Regions from separate parts of the Mus musculus genome. Here regions 1 and 3 are each linked to region 2. The links are chromatin loops, found by intact Hi-C in ENCODE. Cell type or tissue: left cerebral cortex. All regions are shown on one strand. Links, peaks and the distances in the headings refer to the core of each region. The heading gives the core; the rest is flanking DNA. Region 1 has its middle 40 kb from the start of Rragc. Region 2 has its middle 73 kb from the start of Gm40242. Region 3 has its middle 89 kb from the start of Gm40241.

Region 1 (10,534 bases), core at 2,371-7,370, 240 kb after region 2:
TGGCCATTCCTTCCCGTTTCTCTGAGATTCAGGAAGCTGCCGATGCGCCACATGGGCGCCTCAATCTTTGCTTCAGCAAAACCAAAGAAAGGGGGAAGCGTGATAAAAAAAAAAAGAAAGAAAAAGAAAAAAAAATCCCCGCATAGCTGCAAACACAAGGTTGGCACCCTTCATTTTTAAAAATAACTTCTGGGTCATTTTTTTTTAAACTGATAAAACTGACCCGGAGAGTCCCTGAAAAGGGATGTCTGTAATGCTCCAGGACTAGACCATCTCCTCAAGTGAGCCCAGAGGGCAAGAACCAGCTGAGAAATTATGTTCCGAGTCAACTGGTTCCAAGGCACTGAATTTTTCTCTCCAACAAAACGAGAAGCTCAAAAGAGATAAAATGAGCTGGATGCGGTGGTTCACAGCTGCAATCCCAGCACGTAGGCGACTGAAGCCGGAGGAGTATTTCAAATTCAAAGCTATCCTGTGCCTCATAGTTTGAGGCTAGCCTAGGCTACATAGCCAGACACCTCCATCTCTAGGAGGTGGGGACAAGGGAGTAAAACAACTATCAGAAAACAAGCGTGGGCTCTAGATACTTTTTAAATTTAAATTTTTATTTTTTATTTGTACATACGTGTGTGTGCCCACAGAGGACAGAAGAGGGCGTCAGAGGGCCTGGATCCGAAATTTCAGGAGGTTGTGAGCTGCCAGATGTGAGCTTTGGGATCCCAGCTTGATTGCTCTAAACCACGGACTCCTTTCTCCAGCTACTTTGTGTCCTCAGCAACCTGCTCACTGGATCAGGATAGTTGTCCCTAGGTCTGGATCTTGACCTAGGTTCGGAGGTTTCTGAGGCTCACTTGTGTTTATGGAGGCAGAGAAAGCCGCAGAGAGGGCATGCTCAGAGCCCCAGGCGCTCCAGAGCCTGTATCCAGAATGGAGAGGGAGCTCTGACTTTGCTGTCTTCTGACACAAGCACCCTGCGGCTTCTGGGGGTGGCTGGAAAAGGACACGTCAGGAACACGACTCTGATGCTGATTGCTAAGAATTGTCGCACAGGGAGAAGCAGAGTGATTCTTGCCATCTTTTAGACCCCCTGGAAGAAAAGGGTCTTGTTCGCAGCATGGAAGGTGTGCCCTGAGAAACTGACTGTGGCTTGTGTCGTCCCCCCCCCCCGCCCCCCGTACTGCGGACCTTACTACATGCAAGTGATAAGGTTATTGTTCCCAGTGCTGGATCTGGGGACAACTTAGCCCCTTTCAGAGGGGTGGGAGGCCTATCTCTTGCCCTCCCGCTTGCTGTGTGGATTGGTTTCGTCATTGTTATCTTGGGAAAAGAGAAAGCAGATGTTAACCATTACCCCTTGAGAATTCACCTTGCTAGGCTGTAAAATTCTGCATTATTAACATTCCAAAATTCTTCCATTCTCTGTGCACATCTTAGATGGGGGTGTGCTCGTGTGTGTGAATATTTGAGAATTCAAAACTGTGGAGAGGATAGAGGTGGCAGAAGTTTATTAAATTGGCCCAGGGCGGTTTTGAAATTTGAAAGTTTCTCACACTCCATGGCTCTGGGCCAACTCCCAGCTGGCTCAGCTGAGCAGCCCACACAGGGCTCAGTCACCAAGGTGCGGTCCCTCTGTCCTCACAGAGATGAAAGGCTAGCATTTGAGGGTGCTAAGGGAGGAGGCCTTAAGATTTGTCCAGCTCCAGCTAGGTCACACTGAGAACAGTCGAGATAGCCTATGGGAGACACTCAGGTGACTTAGTGGTGAATGTGTGAAATCTTGAAGCATTGGTGATAGTTACACATAAGTCCTCCCAGGGTGAGGTGATAGCTCCCTCCAGAAGCCAGTGGTGGAACCTATCAGATCTGCCTGACCCACAGAGGAGTCGGAGGCTTACATTGTTGTTGTTGTTGTTGTTGTTGTTGTTGTTGCTGCTGCTGCAGTGGTGGTGGTTGTTGCTGTTATATTGTCATTCCCATTTTTCTCTGTTTGATGGGAGAAAGGAGGAAGCAAAACCAAATATTTATGAAACTCTTGCAAACACAGACACGTGCTTTTGCCCCAGGATGACAGCAGGTTCTGGTGGCCATAGAGCCAAGCGCTGATATCCAAAGCTTTGAAATCAGAGGACTTGGGCTAACTTCTGCCTCTGTGCCTTTTCAGCTGTATTACCTTAACAGTGCTAAGGAGCCAACCTGACCCTCAGTCTCCACCTCTGTGAAATGGGAACATCAGCAACACCTGTGCTATAGGGGCACTCTGAAGACAAATGAAGGGACATAAAACACAGTCTCTGGCATGTGTGAGGCGCCCAAGAAATGCAAGTAGAATGTTTTATTATCTTTTAATTATTTGTTTATTTGTTTCGCTTTATGTGTATGCATGTATGTATGTGTACCACATGTGCCTGTTGGGTGCCCTGGAGCTAGGATTATGGATGATTGTGAGCTACAAGACTGGGTGCTGGGAACTGAACCCTGATCCTCTGTTAGAACAACGCGGAGCCACGCTGCAAAACAAAATCCCTTTCCCAAAGGAGGCACTTCCTGCCCCAACTCCACGCCATAGTCCTCAGGCCCTGCCCCTAAGCTTTGATTTCAGAATTCCCAGCTATAAAAAAAATTCACTAAGGCCTGGAAAGATGGCTCAGTGGTTAAGAGCACTGACTGCTCTTCCAGAGGTCCTGAGTTCAAAAATCAGCAACCACATGGTGGCTCATAACCATCTGTAATGGGATCGTATGCCCTCTTCTGGTGTGTCTGAAGACAGCGACAGTGTACTCATATGCATAAAATAAATAAATCTTTTTTTTTAACTCACTAAGAATATTTCAGGGAGAAAAGAAAGACAAAATAGAATCCAATTCCTGCAATTAACTAATAAACTAGAACTAATGGAACTTTACAGTGTGCTCCCCTTAAGGGAAAAGCTGGTCCAGTGCTAACCTCCATCACTGTCTCCTCCCAGGGTGGCCTGTTTGTTCTCTATCCAGTGAAGCCTAAGAAACCCCAAGTGAGTCCTGGTGTCTCCTGAGCCTCCAGGAGTAGAGAACAAAAGACTCCTTGGCTTTGTGGTAAAGAACTCAAGAGCTGGAGCACCTCTGTAACCCCATCACTTGAGAGACTGAGGCAGAATTAACCCAAGTTCAAAGTCAGCCTAGACAGTGAAACTATGTCAAACAAAAACACTCAAGAAGAACCCATAGCCAGAGACAGAGAGGGGTAAAGACCAGCACAGGATCGGATAAAAGCCAAAGGGACGGTCTCACTACCTCAGATGACTAACTGACATAAATGGCCCTGAGCCACACACTCCCTGGCACTTAGGGCCAACGTTGTTTGCAGAATCCCCAGCTCAGGGTGTGGGAGGCTGAGAACCCATAGAGGGAGCTGTGTAGGCAGGTACTCCCCTGCCTGAGCAGACAGCCATCCATCACTTGGAGAGGCAGCAGTGGTAGGGATGGGAACTCTGTCATCCCCCTCCTGCATCTCGCCCCAGCAGGCTGGGGGAGAGCCTAGGCAGTGGTGCAGAGAAACAGAAGTGGAGCTACCCCGCCCCCTTTTCAGGATTGACACTGCAGACACAAGTTTCTCCATTTCCTTAACAGCCCCTGAAGTTGATAATAAGGACAGTTGCTTTAGATTCTTAAGTGATGTCAAAGGGGCCTCCTGGTGAGCAAGGAAGAAGATAGAGCTCTCTAGGGTCAGCACCCGTGCTGGGGCCCCTGGGAAGACTCTCTTCTATAACACCCAACCCTGTCTGCTGGGCGACTGTGGGACAGTGTGGAGTCATTACCAAATAAGCTGGTGGCAGGCCTGAGAGGTGCTGGATCCCCTTCACATTCTGCAGTGCACTGGGCAGGGCTAATGCTTTGGACCCCCCATCCTGGGGCTGCAGGCAGCGTGCTCTGAGCCACTGAGGCCTAAGCTGAGTTGACAGGCTCCATTAGAGAGCAGCTCTATCGTGGAAATTGTGATGTTAACCAAGGGCCATGTGGTGGATAGCAATTCCCACAGTTCCCTGTGCTGAGCAGCAGGCCAGACCGTTTTCCTTAGGGTGACTGAGAAGATCAGGGGACATTCCTAGTTCCATTTCCCGGCTGGCCTCCTCTAGCTTGACCTGTAGGGGGAAATGTGGCCTGGGGACCCTCCCCTACCCAAGGACACCCATGTTCCCAGACACCCAACTCTGCTCCTGAGGCCTAATGGTCCACACACCCTGGGATCAAAGCTTCAGGTGAGTAAACTCTTGAAGGACTTTGGGATTTAAAGTAGGGAAACCAGTGAGTGGGAGAGGCGACCTGAGTCCACGAGAGCTTGTGTACACAACATAAATAATAATGCAGATTTTTTAATTAAAAAATAATAAAGTGGAAAAGTCTTTCCAGTAGGTTCTGAAGTAGCAAGAGTTCTGGAAAATTCCAACCACTGTAGCAAAAGCAAGCTTTTTTTCCCTCTAGACCTGAACATCCCCACTTCCAGGGTTCAAGGACAAAGTCCAGGACCTGAATCACAATTCTGTTGTTGCCACCTAAGACAGCAGGTAGATGAAGCCAGGGCCAGGCTGAGTCCTACTTCTCTTAGAAGGGAAAAGTTGCCTCCTGCCAGAGAACTGGGCTGAAGAGGAAGCCAGGGGAACTATTTGGATCTTATCCAACCAGGAGGTGGATCTGGAACAGCAATGCCCTTGAAGTCAGAGACCGTAAGACTTTGAACCTAACAGAACGAGATCAATAAATTGAACTCATGAAGTCATGCACTCCAGGGACAGAACCAACTCCCTGGGTCCCACTCTCTCCCTCCTTAGGAGGATCATGGTTCCTACAACACCGAGTTCCCTGCATACACAGTCTGTTTCCGTTGTAGCTGGGCCCAGGACCCCAAGTCTCAGTGGCCTCAGAGATGCTCCAATCTCTGTCTATCCAAAGGTGTAGCTGTGGATTGGGCATTGTGGATCCTGTGAGGGGCATCGTTTTGGCTCAGAGGAAGGCCAGGATAATGTGAAATACCGAACACTCAAATCTAAAAGCAATTGAGATGACTGGGAAGTGTCAACCATAGACAGGGACTAAATCTAACTGCAGTGGGTCAGCCTGCTGGAGTAGAGTCCCCTGTCTGTCAGCCTGGATCTAAGGCACCCTCTCTCCCTGTCCTTGCGTCTGTCACTTCCCAAGCTGATCACCTAGGACAGCTCTCCAAGACGATGATCTATCCTAGCTGCAAGACAGCTGCCAGCCTCTCCCTTCTATTGGCCATCCTGCAAGCCAGGTCTTGGGTGCCAATGCCTCCTCCTACGAAGCCATCCTCAGGGCCTCCAGCCAGACTGGCTAGTGCAGTCACCGCGCCCGGGCTAATCCCGGGCGGAGACCGAGGCTGCCATCTAGCGGGCGCAGCGGGTGGGGTCGGGGACTCGAGTCCGGCCCAAAGCCCTAGGCTCCCGGGTCTGCGCCCGCTTGGCTCATTTGGAAGGCAGGACTCAGGGATCAAAATTCAGCTCGATCTGTGTGATCTCATCCAACAACCCTCTCTGGATTAAGCCTCACTTCCTGGTAAACCAACTGGATAGAACCTCTTCATTCGAGTGTCGGAAAATGCGGGACTCACGGTCGTTGCCCCCTCCTTCTCCAGACCATTGTCCCACACTCTTATCCAAGCAAAGAGCCAATCTGGTCCCCCAAACAAGGAAGATGGAAGGAGATGCAGTGGAAGCCCGGAAAGCAGAGATCCGCTCTGAACAGCAGGATCATTTTCTAGGAATTGTAAACCCAGAACTGTAAATAAAATGCTAATGATTTATTCCTGCTCAAACTCCGGGGGCTGCGTTGCAGCTTTTGAAGACAATTCCAAGCCTGGCTTTCCAGGAAGGCGGGCCTCCCCGCGGCGCCTCCTTAGGCTCAGCAAGGGCTTCCCCTACTTGGTCTTTTCCTTCTGGCTTGGTTCCATGAGGACTCTGGGAACCTTCACCGACCTCTCTGTAAGTGTTGGCTGCCCTACCTGTGCTAAGGCATTTCTTTAAATGGTGAGCTTTAAATAAGTGAATAAATGCTTGAAAGCCATTCGGGGAGCACAAATTCGCATCTGCGGCTGCCACTGGGCTGCCCGGTGACAGGGTGTGCTAGATAAGCTGAGGGCCAGGGGGTAAAGAAAGAGGCCAGAAGACTGTAGTCCAGCCAGCCCGGCTGACAGGAACAGCAAAGATGGCTTCATTTCCCCCTCCCCATTCAGCACAAGGTACTCAGAGCAGGCAGCCCCAGGCTCGGAGCCATCTGCAGAGGCGTGGGTGCTAAGGCTAGGGCACGCTCCACAGAGGCACACGGATGACTTTGCTTGTGTTAGCAAACTTCTCTTCCCCAGACTTCTTTGACATGATTTCATGGAAAATGGCAAGTCTCTGGTTAACACAGACCCTTCTTCTAACGTGCTTTTGAATGTAAGATCCAAATGACAAAATGGCCAAGACCCCTGTCTCCTGATGGAGACATCTTCTTGATAGAAGATGCAGTCCAGGCTGGCCCGGAATCCACTCACAATCCCCCTAAGTCTTGAAGTGCCATGATTATAAGCATGCGCCCTCCATGTGGTTTGGAGAGTCACACGTGGTGAACCTCCATATTACCAAGGAAACAGTTCATGGTCACTAGTAAATCCATACATCACACTATTGAGGAAATGTGTGTCCTAGAGAAGCCAATACAGAGAGCTTTACTCCTCCGTTCGTTGGAAAGCATATTGATCTACATACAGACTAGATTCTGATCCCAGGGGATATCGTCAGATAGATGAAACAATTGCAGTCCATAGGGGACTCATAGCCTAGGCCAGGCCTCCTTGCAAATCACAGAGTCCTGTTACGAACCCATTCCTGTCCTCCGTCACGGAGATGTGGATCCTAGCCCAGGCATGTATTCCTCAAATAGGTGGGTGTCTTGAGGGATTTCATGAAAGAATCAGGTCTCTGAAGCTTAAAATAAAACAAAAAGTCAGGACCACAGGGGTTTCTTTTAAAAACAAACAAAAAACAAAACAAACAAAAAACCCAACTCTTTGAGACATCCAACACTCACCCTGTAAGTTGTGCTGTCTCAAGAATCATACCTCAGTCACAGTCAGCTATTGGATGGATCACAGGGCCCCCAATGGAGGAACTAGAGAAAGAACCCAAGGAGCTAAAGGGATCTGCAACCCTATAGGTGGAACAACATTATAAATTAACCAGTACCCCGGAGCTCTTGACTCTAGCTGCATATGAAACAAAAGATGGCCTAGTCGGCCATCACTGGAAAGAGAGGCCCTTTGGACACACAAACTTTATATGCCCCAGTACAGGGGGACGCCAGGGCCAAAAAAATGGGAATGGGTGGGTAGGGAATTGGGGGGGAAGGGTATGGGGGGCTTTTGGGATAGCATTGGAAATGTAATTGAGGAAAATACGTAATAAAAAATATTAAAAAAAAAAAAGAATCATACCTCAGCTCCTGTGGCAGGATTCTAATAGTTCTTTTTAAAAACAAATAATAATTTGTATGGGCTGGCGACATGGCTCAGCAGGTAAAGCACTCGTCTCCCAAGCGGGAGCCTCTCAGTTGCTATCCCAGAAGCCCCACAAAGGCAAGCATCGCCAAGGACCTATACCTCCAGTGCTCCACTTGAAAGATAGGAAAGGGAGAGAGAAGACTCCTAGGGGGGTGTGTGCACCAGCTACCCTGGTTCAAACAGCAAGATAACAGAAGATCCACCTCAGACCAGGTAGACAGTGAGGACTAATACCCAAGGGTGTACTCTGACTTCCACATATGCTATGCCACGGATGCACTAAACACACACACACACACACAAAACAGTCTATGCAAAGGAAAAGAAGAATATAATAGCAAAGAAAATGAATCAAGTCCAGCTATCCAGAGCATGGATAATCTGTGCACTGCTGAGTCAAAGAGACAAACAGAAAAGCACACATAAACAGCGTGGTTCTATTTATATAAAGTTTAAACACAGCAAGCAAGCTATTTAGGTATAAAATTATGAAGACAAGTAAAGAAATGGCCATCAGCAGAGCTGGAGACTCTGGTCATTCAGGGTCATCACCTAGCACTGGCAAAGCCCTGAATTCTGTCCCCCAAACCAATACAAAACAAAAAACAAACAGCAAAATGTCACATCAAGGTTTAGCTCACAGCAGGACTTTTGTAAGGCAGAAATGCTCAAGTTTTTCGTTTGAGACAGGGTCTCACTATGTAGCTGTAGCTGTCTAGACCTCAGTATGTAGACCAGGCTGGACTTGAACTCAGAAAGCCACCCCTTCCTCTGAAGTGCAGGGAGTAAAGGCATGTGCCACCATGCTCCAAATAATGCTCAATTAAGAAAAAGAGACTTATTCATTTGTATGTATTTGAATGTTTGCCTACATGCATGTGTGTATCCCATGTTTTGTTTTGAGACAAGGTGGCATGTTCGTGGGCCTCAAATTCCAGGTACAGCCAAGGATTACCCTAGACTCCTGTGCCTCCTGAGTGCTAGGATTACAGGCATGAGCCACTCCTAGCTTATGGGATGCTGAGTACCAACACTGGTCTAAAGGATGGGAAATGTAGCTCATTAGCAGGGATCTACTTGCCTCTGCCTCTCAAGTGCTCAAATTAAGGGTATAAGCCACCATGCCCAGTCTTTCTTTAAATATATATATATTTAAATTTTCTCAAACCAAACTCTTTAGTCTGGGCATCCACACTCTGCTAAATTCTCTAAATCACTTGTGTTGAACTTTTGTTGGCTGTGGCAATTTCTGATTCAGTTCAGCCTTAAACATACAGGGGAAGTAGAAAGATGATTTTGGATAGTCTTACTAACTCATTGCATGATCTTTCCCTCTGTCAGCCTCAGTTTCCCCTAGTATACTACTGCAAGGGAAAGTAGAGGAGATGATATTCCCAGGCCTTTAGCTATGTGAAAAGTGCCTTGTGTCTCTAGAGAGGTTTTCTCTGTTCTAAACACCTGTGCCCAGAGCCCAGCAAATCCTTCAGTGGCATCCATAGGTAGAGCAAGTGAGTACCCCCAAACAAACAACACCCCAGAAGCATTTCTGAAAAGGTCACAAAGACTGCTCCTGGGGAGGCGGGCACTCATCTCTTGCCTCCTCCCAGAACTCCTCACAGATCTTCCCTCCACACTGGCAAGAGCTGTCTCTGGGCCTCGTGTCCCTTGGGAGAAGCAAACACTGCTAAAATCCCATTGATTAATCGGGTCCCACCCTCGGATCAATGGCTGGCATTAGTCAAGCTTAGTGCAGTTTTATTAGTCTGGCTGCCCTCTTGCAGATGTTATAGATGAAGAAATAAAGTGGGGAGGAGAGAGAGAAAGGACAAAATCATTAGTCTGAAAGGAGTAAAAGAGCATCGCTCTGTTTTGTATTCTGACTCAGGGCCAGGCCATCCGCAACAGGAGCACACACAACAATCCATTTCAAAGCTATTTCCAGAAGTTCTGCCCAGCCTCCTGATTGCCCATGTCTCTGGATAGCTAAGATCCCAGGAGTGTTTGGTTCATAGCAACCACCAGCTCTGTCTCTGAAGCCATTTGACAAGACTCCAAAACCACCTGAGGTCCCATTCATTCGTCCATTCATTTCTCACAAGGGCCAGACTTTTGCAGGATGTAGGAAAACCAGCCTAACCATCGGCCAGACAATCTGTCTTGAAAGTGTCATCTCTGCTCTGAAGGGACCAATCCTTCCGCAGGACTCCAAGAGGAGCCTGCCACATGGTGCCCACCTTGCCAAAGCTTTGGTTCAGCAAAGGAAACCCACGGGCCTGCTTCCCAAAGCACTCCAGAGAGGAGCTTTGAATTAAGACCAGAAATGCTTTTAGAAGACTGCAGTCTCTGGTCTTCTAACGATGACCTCTTCCTTAATTTTGTGATAGCTTCGTCTGCCTTTTTCAATCAGCTAGGTAGCTATAAAAAGCTAAGCACCTCCTACCAACCCCATTAAGATGAAAGCGGAGGATTTTATTATTCATTTTTAATAGGAAGAATCTGAAACCCCCCACCCCCAGAAGTGTAAAAGGTAGGGTTTTGATGTATCTGGTTATGGAGAGAGGTTGCAATAGTTCACCCTCCAAGAGCGGGAATGCTGGGAAAGGCTTGGGTGATCCATCTGTGCACAAAAGGAAAGTGGGTAACCTCTGCTATCACGCCCCTCCAAGGCACCCAGCTCCACCGTAGGGGCTGACTTCAGGACCTGAGAAACCAGGAGTCACCCAAGTTCCCTAGAATACCACCTCCCAGTAATTGTCTGCTAAACACTGGCAACACACACACACACACACACACACACACACACACACAGGTAACTAAACGGAATGACTCCCCCCAGGTCTGTGCTGCTCGTAATGGTAATAAAGCCCTTGCCACAGACACTGTCATTATCCAAACGCCATTAACATCAATATTCGTATCAAATACCATCTGGCAAAGGAGCCCACAAACCGAAACCTCTCCTTCTCTGGGACTTCCCAGCTTAGAGGGGAGGGGCAACCCGCTG
Region 2 (10,534 bases), core at 3,758-8,757:
AGTCAGAGCTTTGACTTATAAGGAAACACAATACGTGGTTCACTCTAATGGAGTTAATGTATGTAACATATTTGCTACGAGGTGAGTGTCAGTTGGTAGCAGTTAACTGCTTTGGCTGTTTTTAAGATGTATTTGTTTCTATGTGAACGGGTGTTTTGCCTGAGTGTATGTCTAGGTACCATGTGAGTGTGGAGGCCAGAAGGGGGCATCAGATGTCCTGGGAGTGGAGTTACAGATGGTTTTAGCCACCATGTGGGTGCTGAGAACTGAACCTGGGTCCCCTGGAAGAATAGACAGTGCTCTTAACTGCTGAGCTATCTCTCTCTCTCTCTCCAGCCCCAGTTTGTTTTTTAAAGATGCCAGTCCGTTTGACTTGACCCACAGAGCTAAGCATAACAACAGGAGAAGAAAATGATAACTTTGCCATAGAGGACTTATTTTGTACCAATAAATGCCTAGTCTGACCCACTTCCATCCAGCAGCTGATCTTGAAAGTCTGTCTGGGAGTTGGCATCCTTTGCCCAGTGAACCATCAGCCCAGAGTTAGACACCTGAAGGGCCACATTTGGTTTCCAGCAAGCACTTGATCTCCTGAGACCACGGTTGGTGACTTAGCTGGCCTTAGAGCTAAGGGTGACTTTTGTGTCTGGCATCCTGTGCTGAGTCTAATACTACCTTCCAGTTCCTGGGCAAGACAACCTTGAGTCTGTCGCTCCTCCTAACCCAGCCCCACTGTCCCAGCTTGCTCTCTACTGTTATGACAAAGCACTGTGACCAAAAGCAACTTGGGGAAGAAAGGGTTGATTTCAGCTTATCGATCTACATCATGGTCCATGGAAGGAAGTCACAGCAGAACTCAAAGCAGGAACCTGGAAGCAGGAACTGAAACAGAAGTCATGGAAGAATGTCGCTTACCAGCTGGTTTCTCCTGGTTTGCTCAGTTTGTCTTCTTATATACCCTAGGACTATCTACTCGGGTAGCACAATAGAGTGGACCCTCCCACATCAATCACTAATCAGGAAAATGCCCCACCAATTTGCCTAAAGGCCAGTCTTACAGAGACATTTTTCCCAGTTGAGGTTCCCTCTGCTCAGATGACTCTAGCTTGTGCCAGGACACCCACTAACTCTCTTAGTCCTCAATAAGGAACGACATGAGGAAAGAAAGGATGGTTGGCAGAGAGGACAAAGATGGAAGAAAGGGCTTGTGCATTTCTTGAGCACTCCCTAGTGGGCAGGCATGGTACTACACCCATCTCCAAGAAAGTCTCCCAATGACCCTGGGAGACATTCTACAAATGAGGGAACTAACACCTTGGGCTTGTTGCCAGTCCAGGGACACAGACTGGGAAAAGGCGGGGAAGCTGAAGTTCAAGGTCAATTCCATGTTATTGCAGAATTCCTCCAGTGGAATCAAGGACCAGGATTCTTGAGCATCCAAACTCACCTTGGAACACCAGCCTCCAGACTCACATCTGAGCAGGGATACTGAAGAGCATCAGACAGCAGCTGCTCTTCTAGCCTTGGCTACCAGCAGTGTGGTCACAGGGTAGGCAGGCAGGCAGGCATATCTTGCTGCCAGCCAATATCTGCCTCTCCCAGGCTCTCTCTTCCCTATCCTCTGAGATAGAGCAACAGTGCCCTTGAATATAGGTGTATCTTCCATAATAGCTAGGAATGAGGTCTCTTCATATCAACAAAGAGAACTTACCATGCAGCCTAAAACCTGGCAATTAAATTAGACCTTCTAGAATGGTTGGCGGTGCCTTTGCCCCTAGGGATCATGGGTTCCTCATCAATGTGGGGCATTCTCTTGCCATGTTCTCCTGGGTGCCTTTTAGAAGGACACCCGGATTCCTCAATGGAATACTGGCTGGAACACAGTCAAAGGGGCCCTGTCTGGTTTTTTAATTTTGTATTTTTTTGTCTCCACTGGTGATTCAGCCTGTCCTTCCCAAGCTTCCTTTCCCCATAGGGTCTCAGTTTGCCTGTGTGGATTGAGGCACGCGCTTCCAACATTAAAATGTCGATGATTCTCCCTCAGCACCTTAACATTTGCGAGGAGCTGGCAACGGGATGCGGATATAGGTGTCCTCAAAAGTTGAGCATGAATCAGATCCTTGTTATGAAACCACATTTGTGCAAAGCAGGAAGGCACAGTGTTATGTGAATAACTAGGCCTCTCGTTCATCGTGAACTTGTCAATGTTTGTAGAAGCCAGGGAGAGTGAGAAAGGGGAAGAGAGAGAAGGGAGGGGGGAAACAGGAGTGGGGGGAGGGAATGTGTGGGGTTTAGGTTAAAAGCAGGTGTGGGAAAGGCAAGTTCTGAGTCCGGAGCAAGCTTCTCTGTTCTTGTTGACATTGATCTTCGACAAGTCACTTGACCCTTGAGCTCCCGTCCTCCCATCTGTAAAATGGGATAACAAATACCCACCAAATAACATAACAGATTGGAAGATGTGCTGGGTAGATTTTTATTGTCAACTTGAATCACCTTGAAAAAGGGAATCTTAGTTGAAGAACTGCCTACTTCAGGTAGGCCTGTGGGGCATTGTTTTGGTTGCTAACTGAGGTAGGAAGGGTCAGTCCACAGTGGGTGGTACTTTCCCTAGGCAGTTGGTCCTGGGCTATATTCGAAAGCCAGTTGAGTATGAGCCTAGGAGCCAGGTAGAGAATGATTCAACAAACAACTTCCATGGTTTCTGTTTCAAGCTTCTGTCCTGACTTCTCATGGTGAACTGTGACCTGGAAGTACAAACCAAACAAACGCTTAACTCCCAAAGCTGCTTTTGGTCACAGTGTTTTATCATAGCAAAAGAAAAGAAACTGGAATAGATGCACTTAAAAAAGCACTCAGTGAGTCTGGTGAGATAGCCAGTCAGTGGGTAAAGGCCCATGCTGCATGCCTGATGATCTCAGTTCAACACACACACACACACACAGAGACAGAGAGACAGAGAGAGAAATCTAAATTTCTTGCAGCACTCAGTACAAATGAGGCATCGAGCAAAGAAGGCAGGCTGGAAGGTAGGCTTGGGAAAGAGAAGTCCTGGTGGAGGCTCACTGAGCCAGGTGCTCTCATCCACAGAAGCTCAAGAAAGAGACACAGATCATGGAAAAGTTGCTCACGAAACCAAAGAATTCCTTTCTCTTTTTCCGGCTAGGGACATGACGCATAGAGGTAGACCTGAATTTCAGATCCTTTGAATGTACCCCACAACATTGTGAGAAGAACACAGCCTTTCCCTGCCTGTTCCCCTGGCACACCCCCCCCCCCACACACACACTCACACTCTGACTTGCGGGAAGACAAACCCTCAGGCACAGACACGCATGCTCAGATACTCGGTTGCCTGCGTCATGCACAGGTGCACAGTGGTCTGTGCTTCTCCCTGTGAGACGACTTGACTCTTGTCATTGAATCAGTTCTTAGCGTTATTCCCCAGGACCTCCCAGGCCAGCCAGCACCCAGTTCCTCTCTCAGCGACTGTCGAAACCCCATGCTCTGATCACAACTGGCCCTCGGCATAGCTTATCATCACACTATGTGGACAATGATTTGATTAGTGGCTGCTCCGGAGCTTAAGGAGCTGAGTCTTTTGGCTTGCCCTCCACCAAGCTGGGCAAAAGGTAAAACCTAAGAAACATGTGTGCAGTTAAATGAATGAAAGAGCACATGGCTCGAAGTCTTTTCTTTAAAAAGTATTTTTACATTTATGTATCCTTGCTCTGTCTTTGTCTCTGTGTCTATCTCTGTCTGTCTCTGTGTGAGAGAGAGACTCAGAGAGAGAGAGAGAAAGAGACAGAGAGAGAGAGAGACAGAGAGAGACTCAGAGAGAGAGAGAGAGAGAGAGAGAGAGAGAATGTGCACGCTGATGCCAGAGAGCTCATATAGAGGGCAGAGGGCAGCATCTGAACCGATTCTCTCCTTCCACTATGTGAGACCTGGGTACAATAAGGTTTTCAGGCTTGGCGGCAAGCACCTTCACATGCTGAGCCATCTCATTGACCCCCTTTTGAATCTTTTCAAACTCAAAATCCCAACCCCTCGGACCCTCTCGACCACTGTGTTTCAGTTCTCTGGCCAAGTAAAGCCCACCCTTAGGAGTTCTTTCTCTGAAACCTTTCTAGAGGGGTGGTGGGAACCCTAGCACACCCCCCACCTCCCAAGTGTGTGTGTGCAAACTTAGTATCAAGTCCTTCAAAGGCATCTTTGGACAATGACCCCCATTTCTCCCCTGCTCTCTCACTGTTTCCTTTATACCCTGGTTGCGGCCCTCAAATTTCCTTTAAAAATATTTGCATTTCTGTCCTTTCTCAGGGGACTCTGCCTGTCTCTCTAATAAATGGAGCATGCTCTGCTGCTCCTGCCCACCCTAGAGCAATGCTGAGGGGGGTGTTGGGGGGCCCAGGATGCTGCTATTCTTCTGCATGCCGGTCGTCCAGACAGATCCACCCCTTGTACGCTTCCCTGACCTGTGTGGCATGGTCTGATTCCACTCCCAAGAGCCAGGGCCTGTTCTATGCCCTCCCCCTCATTAAATCAGAAGCCATCAGGCTCCAGAGACAGACTGAGGCAGCTAGCTGCCCAGCTTCCCAGCCCCGGAGTGGGCCCAGGGGGTTGATTAGCATATTGTTGCTGGAGGAGGTGGCAGTAATCCTTTCTCCTATTGACACTAAACAACCTTACCTGAAAGGTCCCCCCACCCCAGCAGATTCTCTCTCTCCCCCCACATCATTGCTCCTGCTTTCTTCCTCTCTCCCTGCTCCTCCTCCTCTCTATCCTTTTAAAGCAGTGCAAAGCTAGGGCTCGCTTCGGGAAGGCTACCCCATCTTTCCCCCATTCCTCACCCCTCACCCCCAAGGAAGGCGTCTTCTTCCTTCCATACAGCTGGGGGGCGCCTGTGCGGCCAGGGCCTCCCTCTGCCTGGAAAGCTGGGAAGCCACCACCGGAATGACAAATCTATGGACAAATTACTGATTTCTCATCTAATTTACATCCAATTAGTGTGAGTGAAATGAATCATGTGGTCAGCCCCTCAGGGGAAACATTGAGATAACAAATGCCCCGGGCTCCTTTCCTGGGAAACTGACGGGCCCTGGGGGAAGTCCGTGATTTACCCCTGGGTCAGAGGCCCCCTCCCTTTCCCCAGGCAGGTTATCCAACCCATAGATCAACCCTGCCCCCCTCCCTGTAGCCCAGACAGGCCCTGTGGGCTCAGGCTAAAGAAAAAAACGGGGTGGTTGAAGATGGAAAGGTGTGCTGAGTTCCCAGTGGAATAGGTCTACTCCAGTAATGAGGGCTCGAAGCAAGTACCAAAGTCGGGGCTGGTGACCTACATGCATAGACACAGGACTCCACCCCGGGATTTCTGGAGGCAGGCAGTCCCAGGCTGTGGTGACCCCAACTGGTATTCATTGCCACTTACCAAATGCTAGCCCCAGTGTTTAGTGCAATATTGGGTTCTTAACCCTCAAGACAATGCACTCTACAAAGCAGGCATTACTGAGAAACCCCATTTTACAGGAAAAGAAACTGAGGTTCAGATAGGGCTTGTTCATAGGTCCTTAGGCCAGACAGCTCAGGCTAGGTCCAGGGCCTCGACCATTGTGCTCTGCTCCATCTGCTACAATGACTTTGCATAGGCAAAAACAGATATCCAGGATGAGAGCAACATCTTTAGTTCCTACCCAAGGTCAAGGAGCCTCTTTTGGCAAACACAATGTCCACCCCAGTGTGTTTTCAGTGCATGAAGCTAAGTCGCTGTAGCCATGGAGGACCTGTGACTTCATGAGGTGGAAGGGACTGAAGGGACGGTCAGTGGTGGATGGTCACTCCCACAGCCTGAGGCAAACCACCAGTCCAAACAAACACCTTTGGGAGCCGGGGCCACCGCTCACGGCTTCACACATGCAAAGCAGCAGATGGAGATTGTGCTGTTTCTGAAACAAGAGAGATGACTTGGGCCAGCATTTGAAGTGGGAAGACAGGGCGAGCGAGCGAGCAGGCGGGGCGGGGCGGGGGCACGGGGTTCGTGTCTGAGCGGCGCAGTAGCTGTATGTTTGGGATGAGTTTGGTCTCCCTGTGTCAACTTGTTTCTCGTCTGCTATTTAAAACCTGGCATATGGATGGGATCTCAGCTCCCAGTACTGGCAGTTCCTAACATTCACAGCGACTAAATAAAAAGGGAATTTTAAAAACCAAATGCAGTTTTACCCCAGAACGAGGCAAAGAGAGAAGTACGAAGAAGTTAATAACTCCTGAACTTGGGCCCAGCCAGCCCTGCAAAGTGGGGCCTTTTCGATGTTGTGTGGGAGGAAAGGGGGTGATGTTTTCTGAATTCCTAAAGCAGGTCTCCTAGTCTGTGCTGGGGTGTCTCCCCTGGGGCTAAGGGCAGAGCCAGTCACCAGGTGGGAAGCCCAGTCCTGCCACTCAATATCTGGGTGTCCTTGGGAAAGTCACATGACCTCTACAAGCTTCCAATACTGTAAAGCAGGCCTGTAATAAGGACCTGGAATATAATGACGCTGCGAAGACGCCACGAGCTAAGGTTTCTAAGACAAGCAACGTGCTGCTAAGCACAGCGAGTACATGTGTGTGTGTGCGTACGTGCGTGCGTGGGGGCGGGACTGGAGTATACTAGGTATTGTCTGCCCATATTATCTGACTCACTAAGGAGCCTTTCCTCCTCTTGTTCTACATTTTTATTTATTTATTTTTGTTTTAAGTGCACGAGTCATTGCATACCGTGTGTGCAAGGGTGGCTGTGGAGGCCAAAGCCTGTCAGATCTGGAACTGGAGCTGCAGATAGCTGTGCGTCTCCTGATCTGTAAAGCAGTGAGTACTCTTGACCTCAGAGCTGACTCTCCAGCCGCCCATCTCTCAAAGTATCGTTTCGGCTTTTGTGGGTTTCATAGATGAAACGAAGGGCTCCGTCCATCGCTTTGCAAGATTTGATCAAGACCTGTGATCTCGGGAACACGAAGAGCCAGAGAAGAGAAGCCCAGGATGGACAGAGAGTGAATATTGAAAAAACAAGGTCTGCTGAGGAGAGAATGCCAGCAGGCAGGAGACCCAGGTCACCAAAGGCAGAGGTGGAACCACAAGGCTCCTACTGGGAGTGACCAGGTAGATAAACTCTTCTCTGGGTCCCTACAGAGAAGAGCCAGGGCTTCCTATGTGCCTAGCACTATCCAACTTCTTTCTCTCTCTCTCTCTCTCTCTCTCTCTCTCTCTCTCTCTCTCTCTCTCTCTCTCTCTCTCCCTTCCTTCCTTCCTTCCTTCCTTCCTTCCTTCCTTCCTTCCTTCCTTCCTTCCTTCTTCCTTCCTTCCTCCTCTCTCTCTCTCCCTCTTTTATAACAAATAGGAGTTCAGAGAAATGAAGACTCAAAGTCATCTAGCTGGTCAGTTGGAGCCTAGGAGTCGGGTACCAAGCCCTTGCTCAGTTTCCTGCTTCTTCCTCCTGTGGTACAACAGGAAGAACTGGCCCTGGGTAAAGAGCGGAAACAGGTCCTTTGGCTCAAGGAAACAACCAAGTTATCACTAAACTAAGGGGAATGCTTCAAGCAAGACAGAGGCCCTAAGTTGCATTCAGGACTTCTGGCATAGCCTCTTGCCCCAACACCCCAAACCAGAAAAACCATGAAGAGCCCATTCCTGGACCGCCACACCCCTAGATGCCGAGCCCAGTTTCTGGGTCTGTAAGATGCTATGGTATCTACATCCCAGAATTCCTCATGAGGACGAAAGAAGGCCGCACAGGATGCTTAATGCTGCATTTATCTCGGGAAATCCTCTGGTTCAAAGCATCAAGGTAATTTGTCCCATTGAGCAGAAGCAAAGAGGAACCACTGCTTGGGCAATGGGATTGTTCACAGGACCAACCAAGGGTGTGGCTGGGAAACCCTGTGGGTGTCTGCGGGAGACCCTGAGGCCAGAGACCTCCTAAGTATCGGGTTATCTTTACTCATTTGCTAATCTATGGAACACCAGTGTTTCTCTGGGGTTCTCCTCTTAGTTGCATCCTATCCCAGCTCCCATTTCTCCAGAGCATCCCTAGGGAGGAAGAAGGTTGCCCCGCCGATGGAGATTTGCCCCAGGCTCTGAGGACGCCAGGCTGAGAGCTCCTGCCTCAGAGCCTGCCAGCGTCAAGACTTATGACCGCCTCATCTCTCCCCCTCGCTGGGTCTGGCTACATCACTTATCTCCCCGACGCTGACCTGCCAGCAGCTGCAGGAGGCTCTCTCCGGTAAGATTTGATTAATGAGGTTCCGCAGTAACAAATCAGTCTTATGGAGCAGCCCTCCCCTCTTGGGGACACACTCTCACAACACCCGCTGCATACAAACTGCCAGGTGGAGGGTGCAGGGCAAGTGGCTCCCGGGCCTGCCTTCCAGCCAGCCTGTGACTCTGCACCCCAGCTCCAGTTCCACCCCCAAGGGCCCACCTGCCCCTTATACGCTGCTGTGCCAAGAACATGCTAAAGACACTTCCCTCTGCTCCCTTATCTTCAAGAGAATAATATGATCTTTATACCAGTGTGTTTAAGAATAGCCAATGTGTGGGTCTACTATACACAAGACACTCTGCCGCCCTGTGTCATCTACAATCCTTTATTACTAGTCCCCCTTTGCAGATGAAAAACAATAAGATGTAAGGACACTGGTAACTCATCCAAAGCCACATGGTTAGAAAGGAGCGGGGATCTTAGTACCCTGACCTTTAATTACACTTGTCTGATGTCTTGCTACCCTAGAAATACGAAGGATGTGATCGTGCCTCTCCTTAGACAAATATCTGCATACCTACACCTTTGTCAGAGAATTCTTGCACGTACAGATGCACCCATCCTTAGCCCCACCCACTCTTGAGAACCACTGCTCTGACTTTCCCGAGACATTAGCCTGGCCTCCCCCTCACTAATTTCTACCCCCACCCTCCACTCTCCCCTACAAGGAGAGACTCTGGGTTCTCCGCCTCAAGAGCACATCTCTACCCTACTGTGTGTGAGATTCACCCCAAGCCCCGTCCTGCTTCCCAATCCCACCAGCTCACTGAAGTTGGGAAAGTTCTCATCACAGGAAGCCAGGAAGGCTTTGCTTGCTGTCTTTCCAGCCACTGTCTGTGCATCAGCCACCCCACGCCACCCCTTCTCCGTGTCCTGACTGTATTATTGGAACTGTTTGTTTCTCAAGCAGTTACAGGAAGCCCATAGCGTGTGGAGGCCCATTGGCTCCTCTGCAGTATAATCCACACATCTTTCAAGTGCATGTCCCTTCAGCCACTCGTGACCTCATGTCACCTTCCGGGGAGGCTTTCTAAAGCGAGCACTCTTCCGGGATGTTCCTCATTCTCCCTGCCTACTTCCCTTAGTCCCTGGACCACCAACTCACCTTTCTCTCGTAAGTGGAAGGGGTCACCATTTCCCTGTTGTCTTCTTTACCTTCCCCAAAGTCCTCACATCCCAGAAACATTTGTCAGGGAGTTGCCAATAGTCACTTTTTCATCAGCTGGGGCAAGAGTCATCTTTGCATATAGATGTTTTGTAATAGATGCGGCATTGATTATGTAAAGTTCTTTTGGGAATCGCCTGACCATTTCTGGGTCCTCACTGACCAGCTTCACCGCTAGCACAAATCTCAGATCTCCTGGATCAGAAGTGCTGAACCACCTGAGGCTGGAGACTGAGGGACTGGTCCAGATGTGGTCCAGAGGTGTCAAGGGACAAATACCCTGACCTATCCAGGATGGGTTTGCATGGCCCATTCTAGTCTGGATGGGTTGCTGAGGTGCCTGCTCCTCAGTTGGAAATTATAATGGTTGTGGTGATAAATCCTTTTTCAGGCTTTATACACAGAGCAAAGTACACTCCTTTGTTATCCTGCCCTCTCTATGAACTTGTGTAGTAGGGTTCTTTATGGTGTCCACCTCCTAGAAATAGGAAGTGTGGCATGGAGAAAGGACTTGCTCAAGACTGCATGGCTCACACTGGACTGTAAGAGTGACATTTTAAGTTATTTATTATTACTTTAATCTGCATATACGTGTGGGCACATGGGCCATGGCTTATGTGGCAGTGTGCTTTGTGCAGTTGGTCCTCTCCTTCCACCTTTATGCGTGTTTCAGGGACCAAACTCTAGTTTCCAGGCTTGCCTTGCCTTCCAAGCCATCCCCATGGCTGTTCTTTTTATCTTCCACTATGCTGCTGAAAACAGGAGAGAGGCATTTATTCAGTGGCCTCAGTCAGTCCTCAGAGTCTCGGTGTTCCCCAGAAGCCTCGAGGAAAGAGCACGTGACTGGGGGCATTTGCTCTGGAAGAGTTGTGACAATCACATGCAAGGCTACTTGGGATGGGTAGGAAGTTGTACACATGCGTCCCTGTAAGCTGAGCATTTGTGACTGTTAGGAATGGATAAGCACACATCATCTCAGGGTGCAGAGGGTGTCCGTGGGATGTGAGCTCTCTGTCAGCTTTTTCCTTGGATGCACCACACTACAACTCTTCAGAGCCCGAGCCCGTGGGTTCTCTGCTTTT
Region 3 (10,534 bases), core at 3,370-8,369, 57 kb after region 2:
CTGGGATAACAGGCAAGAATATGACCAGGCCTGGGTTCTGGAGGTCACAGCCCCTTACCCGCTTATCACTGGATTAAAGGCTTCCAACAGAGAAACCCAACCCCAAAGCAATGGCTCCTTGGGGTGCGGGGAGCTCAAGAAGGTATCCTGGTCCAGTGGACAGAGGATTCCAGGAAGAAGGGATATGTGCAAAGCAGCAGAAACAAGAAGGAGAGAAATGAAGCATTCTGGACTATGAGTCCAGACTGACTATGCCTGTGGGGCGTGAGGGATGCAGAGGGAATGGGGTGGGCTCCTGTCTCTGGAACTTCACACCTATGTGGCCTACGAGGCACATGCCACTCTCAAGCTCAGTTTCTTGAATGTCAGGTAGCTGAGTGCTTAGCTGCTGAACTCCCAAAGCACCAAGCTGTGCAGCTTTAAAGCAGTTTGGTCTGTGCCTGCTGGCATATAACTATAACCCCAATGCTTGGGAAGCTGAGGCAGGGGAATTGCGTTCAAGGTCAGCTGTAACGCATAGCAAGACTCTGTCTCCTCAAAACAAAAACAAACAAAAAAACAGTTCTGAAGGCATAGAGATTAACAAAGGATTTGGGGGCCTGGCATGCAGACAGCCAGGCGTGTGTTTAATGTTACAATAGCAACAGCTGACAGAGATACACAGGAAGTACTCTGCACTTACTAAAATAATGTTAAGGACTGGGGAGCTAGATGAGGATCCAGGTTGGATTCCCCAGAACCTGTGGGGGAAATGCCGGGCATGTGGTACTCACTTGGAATCCCAGAATTCAAGACGCAGAGAGAGTGGAATTCCTGGAGTTCACGGGGATGGCCAGTGTAGCTTACTTGGTGAGGTCTCAGCTACTGAGAGACCAGGTTAAAAAAATTTTTTTTTAATTTTAGGTGGCATAAGAGGAACAACACCTGAGGTTGTCCCGTAGCCTTAACACACATGTTTATATACACACAAAAGTCATGTTAATAGCTCCTACTGTATTTTATGTGCCAGGTTTGGGACTAAGCTGCTACCTGCATTATGCTACTAGCTCCTCACACATGTCTTCAAGACAGGTGCCTATTGTCCCCATTTCACAGAGAATGAAACTGACACTCCATCCATTGATAACATTTGCTCCATGCCCCTTTGACACTGGTGGCCGAGCTAGGACTACTCAGTTGCTATGAATCTCTCTGACACCGGCACTCCTAGAATGTTGGAGAGATCCCCATGTATGGCACATCTTGCAGATTTCCCTGGAACAAGACTTGCCCCTGAGTGTGTGTGTGTGTGTGCACGCACGCACACACATACACAACTGGAATCAAAATTCCACACACATCCTAATCCCTGTACATAATATTTTAAATGACAAACCAGCCAATTAGGGAACCCGTAACCAAAATCCACAATATATGCAAACAGTCTGTGGTCAACATCTGCACAGGGTCAGCTGGTCTCAGCTCAGGGAGCCAAGTCTCTATAGGAAGGTCTCTGAACTGGGGTCCCCAGGGAAGGCAGCCTAAGGGACTAGAGGCAGGCGCCTGATTTCCCTGCCAAGTGCTTGCAATTACAGCCATTCTCCCTGCACCACGGACTCCTGGGGAGGAGTCATCTGTCGCTCGCACTCGCTTAAACTGATTAGGAAACGCTTTCTTCATTCCAGAGTCTTCCCTGTATCTATCTCAGCAGTGTGTATATAGCTGCTGCCCCGGCTTCCAAATCAACTTGGGTCTTAACTATTCCAAAACCATCCTGGATGTCCTTGGCATGCTGGAGTCTTTCCTTCTGCCTGGCTACATCTTGACAGACTTCACTGCATGTTACCCTAGAAATAGCTACGTCCACTCCCCGCACTGCACTCTTCCCCCAGCTCTGAAAACAGCTCCGGCTCATTTCTCCAGCCTCGTTCTGGAGTTGTGTGGCTCCTCTGGAGGTTGGGTTGACCTGAGAAAAGCAGCCAGTGTCTGGCCTGCTGTGAGATGGGGGCCCGCCCCATACTGTACTTGCTGTGAGGTTGTGATGGTTTCTCTATGGAGTTTGTCTTCAGGACACCCAGAGGTGCTCATCCACATCCCTCTCTTAGAGTTCCTAAAATACTCTCCTTATTCCTCCTCCTTTTCCTCCTCTTCCTCCTCCCCCTCCTCCTCTTCCTCCTCCTCTTCCTCCTCTTCTTCCTCCTCCTCTTCTTCCTTCTCCTCTTCCTCCTCCTCTTCCTCCTCCTCTTCTTCCTTCTCCTCTTCTCCTCTTCCTCTTCTTCTTCCTCCCCTTCCTCCTCCTCCTTTTCCTCTTCCTCCTCTTCCTCCTCCTCCTCTTCCTCCTCCCCCTCCCCCTCCTCCTCTTCCTCCTCCTCCTCTTCCTCCTCCTCCTCCTCCTCCTCCTCTTCCTCCTCCTCTTCCTCCTCCTCCTCTTCTTCCTCTTCCTCCTCCTTCTCTTCCTCCTCCTCTTCCTCCTCCCCCTCCTCCTCTTCCTCCTCCTCTTCCTCCTCCTCCCCTTCCTCCTCCTCCTCTTCTTCCTTCTCCTCTTCCTCCTTCTCCTCCTTTTACTCTTCCTCCTCTTCTTCCTCCTCTTCCTCCTTCTCTCCCTCCTCCTCTTCTTCCTTCTTTTCCTTCCTTTCGGTCTCTGTCTCTGTCTCCACAACACACACTCATTCTCAAACTCTTTCAACCATGGGTCTATCTAGGTTTGGATGATATAGAGTGCGTTTACATGGGCTGTGATGGCTCAGTCTGAGCCCCTTGACTCAGGTTTCCTCCCTGGCTCATTTTGGGTTTCTTACTAAGAGCACATGACTGCCAGGAACATGCATAGTCTATAACCCATGCTAGGTGTCTGAGTTAGGGTCTCATTGCTGTGAAGAGACACCATAGCCAAGGCAACTTTTATAAAGGACAACATTTACTTGAGGCTGGTATATAGTTCCAGAGGTTCAGTTCATTACCATCATGGCAGGAAGCACGGCAGCGTCCAGGCAGATATGGTGCTGGAGAAGGAGCTGATCTACAGCTTGTTGCAAAGGCAGACAGAAGGACACTTTTAAATCCCGCCTACACAGTAGCATACATCCTCCAATAAGGCCACACCTCTCAGAAAAGGCCACACCTCCTAACAGTGCCACTTCCCATGGGCCAAGCATATTCAAAGCACCTCACTGGGTATAACAGAAATAAGTTGAGAAATAAGTTGAATCTCAATTCCAAACTGGGAGTCAGTCACTACTGCCTGTGTTCCATGGCCCAAGTTATCTCATTGAGTTTATCCCAGTGGGGCAGAGAACTAGAAGTCATCGTGAGCACTGCAGGAACTGAAGAGTCACAAGAAAAGAACCTGCATAGGTGACACCAATCCAGAGAGGAAGTGAAGAGCCAGATCTGCAGGACTCTTTGGAGCACCCAGTATTATCGGAACATTCTAGGATTATCCAGGCTAGCCTTGTACACATGAGACAAGGCGGTGGAGCTCCATGCTGACGCTGGACGTGCAGACATTTCCCGTGCTGTCTGTCTGGGGAAAGGGGGCCCGCTTCCCTCCAGAGGACACATGTATTAACTCACTGTGACCCTGTGACCTCCCTGAAATTGCTAACACAACCATCCTAGGAGAAAACAGAACAATTTGTACATCAGGGTTTGAGGATCAGAGTGGCAAGTTCTCTCTCCAAGGGCTTTGCCTCCTCTTAAAGAGAGCAGTGTCAGGCAAAGAAGGGCCTTCACCTCCCACTTCAGTGCTGGGACCAACATGATCCCATGATCTCTTGGCTTCTCCTCTCTCAATATCCAATCCCAACTCCTTAACTCCCAACCACGACCTTGCCTCTGCTCTCTCAGGGGCTTTTTAAGCATTTCTACTTTAGAGTACTGTGCCAGAGAAAACAAGTTAAGATTAGAGCTAGGGGCAGGAAAGAAAGCTGGACCCTGGGCAAGGCCAGGCCAGGCAGATGGGAAGCTGTCTGGGCTTTGGTGTCCAATTAGCATCCTCTATACTTGGAGCTATGACTGACTACCAAGCAGCCGGACAGGGGAAGGCTGACCGGTCAGCTGGCGAATGAGCCCTAATTGCATGTCAGACACACCAGGCCCCACAGGCACCGCCCTCTCCCCACCCCCACCCCCACCTCCCAGTCAAACTGTCAAGAGACCACCACAGAGAGCCAAGGGTGGGAAGACAGCAAATTGGTCCAGCCTGCCTGGCACTCCGTATTCTGATGCCCTGCCTCCATCACACAGCTTCCTTTGTTTTTGTTTTGTTTTGTTTTTTTCATTTCAAAGGCTTTCGGGGAAAGATTGCCCATATTCGTGAAAAGTTTGCTGGGAACGTCTGGGTGGGAGAGAGCTTGTGTTAAAAGAAGCGCTGGGCACAGAGATTTTGGGCATGTATTCCATGATGGCCCCAGTTGTCCTGACTGTGGGGACAACCCTCCTACACACCCCTTCACACTCCTTCTTCTCTGTATTTTTAGACAAGTGTTTCCGAGCCAGCTGGGAGCTAACGGAATGCTTCCTCTTGCCTCTTGCCTCTTGCCTGGCAGCCTTTGCTGTTCACTTAGGGTGGAAAGAAAAACTAGCTACTTAATTACTCTCCACACTCAGAGGAAGAAACCACACTTCCCCTGGAGGAGGCAAACGTGGGTTTGAACATGTGGGTGGGTACAAATACATAGGCATCAGGTGCCCCTGTGCCCAACGGGTTCTCCACAGAGTTGGGAGATGTGCAGAAGTAGGGTGTACGGTGGGAGTGTGCTGAGCAGGTAAGCAGGGGTGATGTTTAATGCACAGATCTATCAAAATTGGTTTTTCACCCAGGTTTCCCTCCTCACCACCCACCCTACTATGAGCGAGCCAGCATTTTGTTTATGGTCTTCAGGGGCTTGCTTGGGTCAGGCAAAACTAGAAATGGCCAGCAGATTTCCCTGCCTCTGTGTTGCAAGAGCCTCAGCAAGCCTTTAGGGAAGCAGTGTTCTCTGGTCTTGACAAGGGTCTAGGCTGACAGAACTCCTAGCCCACTCACTGGAGGTTGACAGAGAAATCCTACCTCCACCTTGCTAAGGGCAAGAAAACAGAAAGGCAGAAGACAGCAGGGCAGACTCATTTTTATCAGCCCCTCTGAACGAAGATGCCCAAGCAAATGGAACCAAGAACGAGCCATGAGATGTCCACGTGTCTAGTATGACCCAGAAATAACAGAAAGCCAGCGAGCATCTGGGAAGACCTAGCAGAGAGCCCCATCTCTCTCCTCGTGCTTAGGGATGCAGAACAACAGCTCTTCCTTGTGGGTAGAACGTCCTAAAGAACGAAGTTGGTGTCTACCCCTCAAACTCTATGAGATAAGCGTTCAGAAGCAAAACCTCAATTCTGTGATAAAAAGAAAGCCAATAATTTCAGGTAACGTGCCTTACTCATTTATCCCCTATGGCCTTAAGATCTTTCACACTCCCCTGTCTAAAAGTGCCCTGACCCTCCACTCAGCTTCCGTCCTCTCTTCATAGTGTTCACCTCTGCCTGACAGCACGCCATACAGTCTTTGTGTTTAGTCTTTGCCCCAGAAGGCTGCTTTGTCCACCGTTGGACCTATGCCTAATGGGAAACCGGGCAGTTGCAATCCTGAGCTGTTGAATGCCTGAACTCACTGAGTACTCAGTGGCGACACCTGCTGGCAAGTAGAATATTGCCATTCATCCTTACTGAGCATCCTGCTAAGCCAGAAGGAAGGGAAAGGCTTTTTCTAAGTACTGTAAGTGATAGGATTTTGAAACTCCAGGCACAGTGGGGGGATATTTTTTTATTCTGGACAGAAGTTATAGACTGGGGATGACACAGACTATGAGAGAAAGTAGAACAATAAATTTAGTACAGGGAAGAGAGACTTGACTCCCAAGCCTCATATCTTGCTTGGCAATCACCCTTATTTTTTAAGATTTTATTGCATTTTAGATTATAGACATGCATGAATGTCTTTGAGGGTTTGTGTACATGAGTGCAGGCGCCTTCAGAAGCCAGAGGTGTCAGATCCCCTGGAGCTGAAGTTACAGGAGGTTTTGCGCTTCCCAGTGTGGGTGCTGGGAACTGAACTGGGGTCCTATTGCAAGAGCGGCAAGCACGCAACCACTGTGCCATCTCCCTGCCCCCACTCACTCATCTTAAACTTCATCTCCCTATTCTCTTTTCATTTCAGGCCATCTCCCTCCAAAAGTTCTCATCGTGAATACTGGTTGGGGGCAGAGAAAAGGGGGCTGCAGGAAATGTCGGGGCCCCACTCCGGCAGCGCTTAGAGTGGAGCTAAGGAGAGAGAAGGATGGTTTGTCACAAGCGTCTCCATCTGAAGACTTTACTGACTCTTTGAGGTTTGCCAAGTGACTCAGGTGTGCTCCCTTACTGGCTCTAGCTATGAGCGTGTGGACAGTAACTCATAAGCACCACAGTTTCCGTGAGGAAACCAATAAGACAAGGAGACTGAGCCCAAGGAAGGAAGTGTCCAGACTCTCCCACGGAGACTCCGGACTGGACCAAGAGTCACACCCAAGTCCTCCTTTGAGCTTTATCTGTTGAAGTTTGTGTTCAGTGGTCTTAGCCAAAGGATAGAAATTTCCTCTGTGGATCCGAGACAGGCAGCTTGGAAACCAACAGTAGACCAGTGAAGACTCTCATAGTTTAGGGTTCTGAGAACCTAGTAATGGAGAATATAGCCCCCAACACGCGCACACACACACACACACACACACACACACACACACACACACACTCATCCCAACATAAGAACCACCATAGCTACCATCGGAATTAATCCATTTCCTGTTGCCTGGGGGTACTTTATAGAGAAAATGGGTTTATTTAACTAATATTTTAGATACTGCATATCCAAGGTTGACTGGCCTCATCAGTTTGACCTCCAGTGAAGACCCCTTTGGTGGTGTCACAACATGAAGGAAGTGAGAAGGGAAACAGACACATGCAGGAAAGGCCACACGCATGGGGAGTCTTTGCTCTTATAAGCCCCATTTTCACAGGAACTAACTCTATGAGAGCAGCGTTAATCCCTTCTGAGGCAATGTGCCCAGTGGCTTAATTACCCTGAGGCCTCCTCTGTTATAGACCCCACCCCTCTCCACACAGACACTCTGAAGACCAGGGTTCCAGCCCATGACCCTGGGGTGAGGGATACACTCCCACAACCCATCTACAAAGCTTAGCACCTTGCCAGGGTGGTTACCACTTTATTCTCAGAACTTTTGATGTTTTCCAGTAGGACTCCGAAATCCAAGACCTCCCCATCGAGTTGCCCACATCCTCGTCTTTTTTAACAGGAAAGCTCTGACTGCACCCCTGGGAGTGTTTGCCCCAATTCATTATCAAATTGCTTGCAATTATCAAACTGTGCTCCCTTGAGTTGACCTTTAGCTGGGGAACAGCTATATTTAGAGAGACACCAGCCCTTTGTAATTACCCCCACTCCGATTACTTAAAGGTCGGCTGCAGATGTGACAGTTTGATCCGCGGTAAGGGCTGTTTCCAGGGTCTCCAGATAATTATTCAAACCAGACAATAATTAGCAAATATTTTCTACAAATGAATCCATCCCCGTTGCTCAGCACCAGAAGGGAGCCCAGAGGCTCACTTGGGCCACACACTCGATTATGACAACAGTCTTCACACACACATATCCCTTCAGACTCGATCAAGAACATCGTAATTAATCTGTCTTCATCAGTGTAAACTGGGGAGGACACCTACTTTACCGATGAGGAAACCGAAGCTCTGAGAGGTTCGGTAGAGCTTTGCCCAGAGTCTTTGGCCACGCCTCCCGGCTCCACACCTTTTCCTCTTTGCTCTGAAAACCACTCCTTCTGCAAGTATTTATTGAGTGTCTACCACATGCCTAGACTTGCAGTCAACTGCAGAAAAAAAGGCAGTGCCTAGCCATGTTCTTGGTGCTCAGACGCTCTGGGAGGAGGGATGGGAGACACAAGGGTCTCCTGGGACACAAATGGGAGACACAAGGGTCTCCTGGGACACAAATGGGAGACACAAGGGTCTCCCGGGTGAAGACGCTTCAGGGATAACTCCCCAGCCAGAACTTAGGCTATCACAAGTTAGACAGAGAAGGAAGCCGCAGACAGGGAAGGAGGGAGTGCGTTGAGTGCGATCCACCAGCGTTCTCAGCACAGTTTGGGTGACTAAGAAATGAAGGGCATGTGTCACCTGCTCCCCTGGGAGGAGGAATTGAAGAGGATATAGGTGACACGGAGTCCGAGAGCAGCATGGCAGAGAGGGCTATTGAGCTTGTCTTCCCTGGGGCCTGGCAGCCCCATTTCTGTCTACTTTACCCGCTGGTCTTCCATTCAATAAAGGAAGCCGTGGTTTTTAAAAAAAACAAATACAGAAGTCATCAGTTCATAAACCTTTTCGGGTTTGAGTTATGTATAAAGCATCTTGTGTCTTGACTTTACAATTTCTTATTAAAAGTGGGGAAAAAAATGAAGTCATCGATAATAGCTTTTTAAAAGAATTTCCTCTTGACTGACTGGCCAGCCATCAGATTCTAACCAGAGGAAATGATTGTTTAAATACTAATGTTAATATCAATGATTAATAGCTTCCTAGAGCTTCCTGGATGCTAGAGACTCTTCAGAGAAACTGGTGTCTGTGTTGTCCCTGCAACCCACGCTATGGGAGTCACCTCACCAAGGCTTGGGCTCTTCTCAGAGACCGATCGCCAAAAGCCACTCACTTAGGGTGAGACATGAACCATGCAGGAGGGGGCACAGATCCTAGATGGCTCAACTCCAGTGGGGATCCACTGGTGAAAGAGAATGGTGTGCCTTAGGAATAAGCCAGGAAATGCTAAGCCCCCTTCTAATGCAGAGAGAGGGGGAGGGGGAGAGAGAGAGAGAGGCAATTTTAATAAACTCTTAAGATAAACTCCTCTATAAAGACATTATGTAACTCTTTAGGGAAGATATTTCTCCAACATTTCAGAAGCACTCATTTATCTACAGACAATATTTATTTTTTCACTTATTGTATCAATCTCTATTATTCTATTCATTAGCGTGAGTCCCTGAAGACCCACCCTGGCTGCTTGCCTTCCGAGAGCTGGTGTTCGGCTCACAGCCTCCCAGTGTCAGGCACCAGGCTGGGATTTGAGAATGCAGGAGGGAAAGGAAGGCGGGGAATGCAGGTTCCAGATGAAAACAGCTCAATATCACATCCACCAGCCCTGTATAGATTTGCGTGTGTGTGTGTGTGTGTGTGTGTGTGTGTGTGTGTGTGTGTGTGTGCCATGCTCATGAATACCCATATGTGTGTACATGTATACAAGTAGCTGTGTGTGTGTGCATGCATGTACCTGCGGAGTGGGAAAATCAACATCAGGTGGCTTCTTCATCACTCTTCAACCTATTTATTAGTGGTTTTGAGATAGGGCACCCACTGAGCTCGGTACTGATCGATTGAGCTAGCCTAGCTGGGCGTAGATCCCCATGGAATCACCTGAGCCTGGCTCCGCAGTGCTGTGATCACATATATGCACCATCACTCCTGGCTTCTCACATGGCTCCTGGAGACTCAAACTCAGGTCCCTGTGCTCTGGGAGCAGGCACTTCGACTGACTGAGCCATCTCTCCAGCTCTACATTTTACTTTTAATTTGTTGAAATGAAATGAAATCCATAGTTTAGTTCTGTCGCAGGAGCCATGTTTTGACATGCTGAGCTTATGGTCAGTGCCATGTCCTGAGCATGTCCAAGCGTGAAAACGCAGGGTCTCTCTGTTGCTGTAAAGACCTCAATAGGAAGGTGCTTGTTGAGGAAGCGCTGTCCTTTTAGGGTAGGAGGTACGGCTACAAGCACCACACGCCAGCCAGGACTGGAAACGGTGGCTACCTTCTTAAGTACTCCTGGGGGTCTGATGAATTCATACTGGCTCAGCCCAGATGAGTCTGAATGAGTGAGGAGGGACAGTTTTTCAATATATATGGACAGCAAGAATTTGATTGAAAGAAAGAAAGAAAGAAAGAAAGAAAGAAAGAAAGAAAGAAAGAAAGAAAGAAAGAAAGAAAGAAAGAAAGAAAGAAAGAAAGAGATTTCTCACAGGGTTCATACAGTATGGGTATAGGCACATGGTGACAAGCAAAGTTCCTGCTGCCCTGAATGCAAGGGCACATGGATGTGCATAAATACACGCTCCTGAAAATACCAGCTCACTTAGATATGGTCACAAAGCAAGGGCATTCTCATCCAGCAACATACTTGGCCACATATGTCTTATACATATGTGATCATACATGCAACTCTTGCTCATGTGCAGACACACACACACACACACACACACAGACACACACACACACACACACATCCTGCTTCTCTCCCAGATTGTCACACATGATTGAGCTGCCTGCAGTTAAGTTCTGTGGCTTCTTGCTATCCTGATATAATATAGAAACAGATGGGCCAATTTTTCTTACATTTCCGAGATTCAAGATAAATGTTGGAGTGCTTCGCCGTCACCCTGTCCTCGGGATCCATCCATTCATTCACCGCTTA

What was found. A loop is a pair of places that touch in the nucleus more often than their neighbours do. Peaks named below come from ENCODE experiments on the same cell type or tissue, not always from the same donor. Only the 100,000 strongest peaks of a DNase experiment are listed, where the experiment ranks them.
Region 1: it touches region 2 in a loop (3-fold over the local background); 5 of 42 quality-filtered maps call a loop at or near these places.
Region 3: a loop joins it to region 2, with 6 times the contacts of the local background. A loop is called at or near these places in 5 of 42 quality-filtered maps.

What each region holds. Positions count from the first base shown.
Region 1 is chr4:123,952,215-123,962,748 of GRCm38, reverse strand. No RefSeq gene overlaps it. Among named protein-coding and RNA genes, the nearest start is that of Rragc, 40 kb to the right of the region's middle. In left cerebral cortex, for the core only: CTCF peaks have their summits at 3,363 and 5,372 (motif pointing left); DNase peaks (open chromatin) are centred at 3,402 and 5,319; H3K4me3 peaks cover 244 bases.
Region 2 is chr4:124,194,634-124,205,167 of GRCm38, reverse strand. No RefSeq gene overlaps it. Among named protein-coding and RNA genes, the nearest start is that of Gm40242, 73 kb to the left of the region's middle. In left cerebral cortex, for the core only: no CTCF peak of the experiment used is centred there; DNase peaks (open chromatin) are centred at 6,166 and 6,568.
Region 3 is chr4:124,137,357-124,147,890 of GRCm38, reverse strand. No RefSeq gene overlaps it. Among named protein-coding and RNA genes, the nearest start is that of Gm40241, 89 kb to the right of the region's middle. In left cerebral cortex, for the core only: a CTCF peak has its summit at 5,647 (motif pointing left); DNase peaks (open chromatin) are centred at 4,439 and 5,640.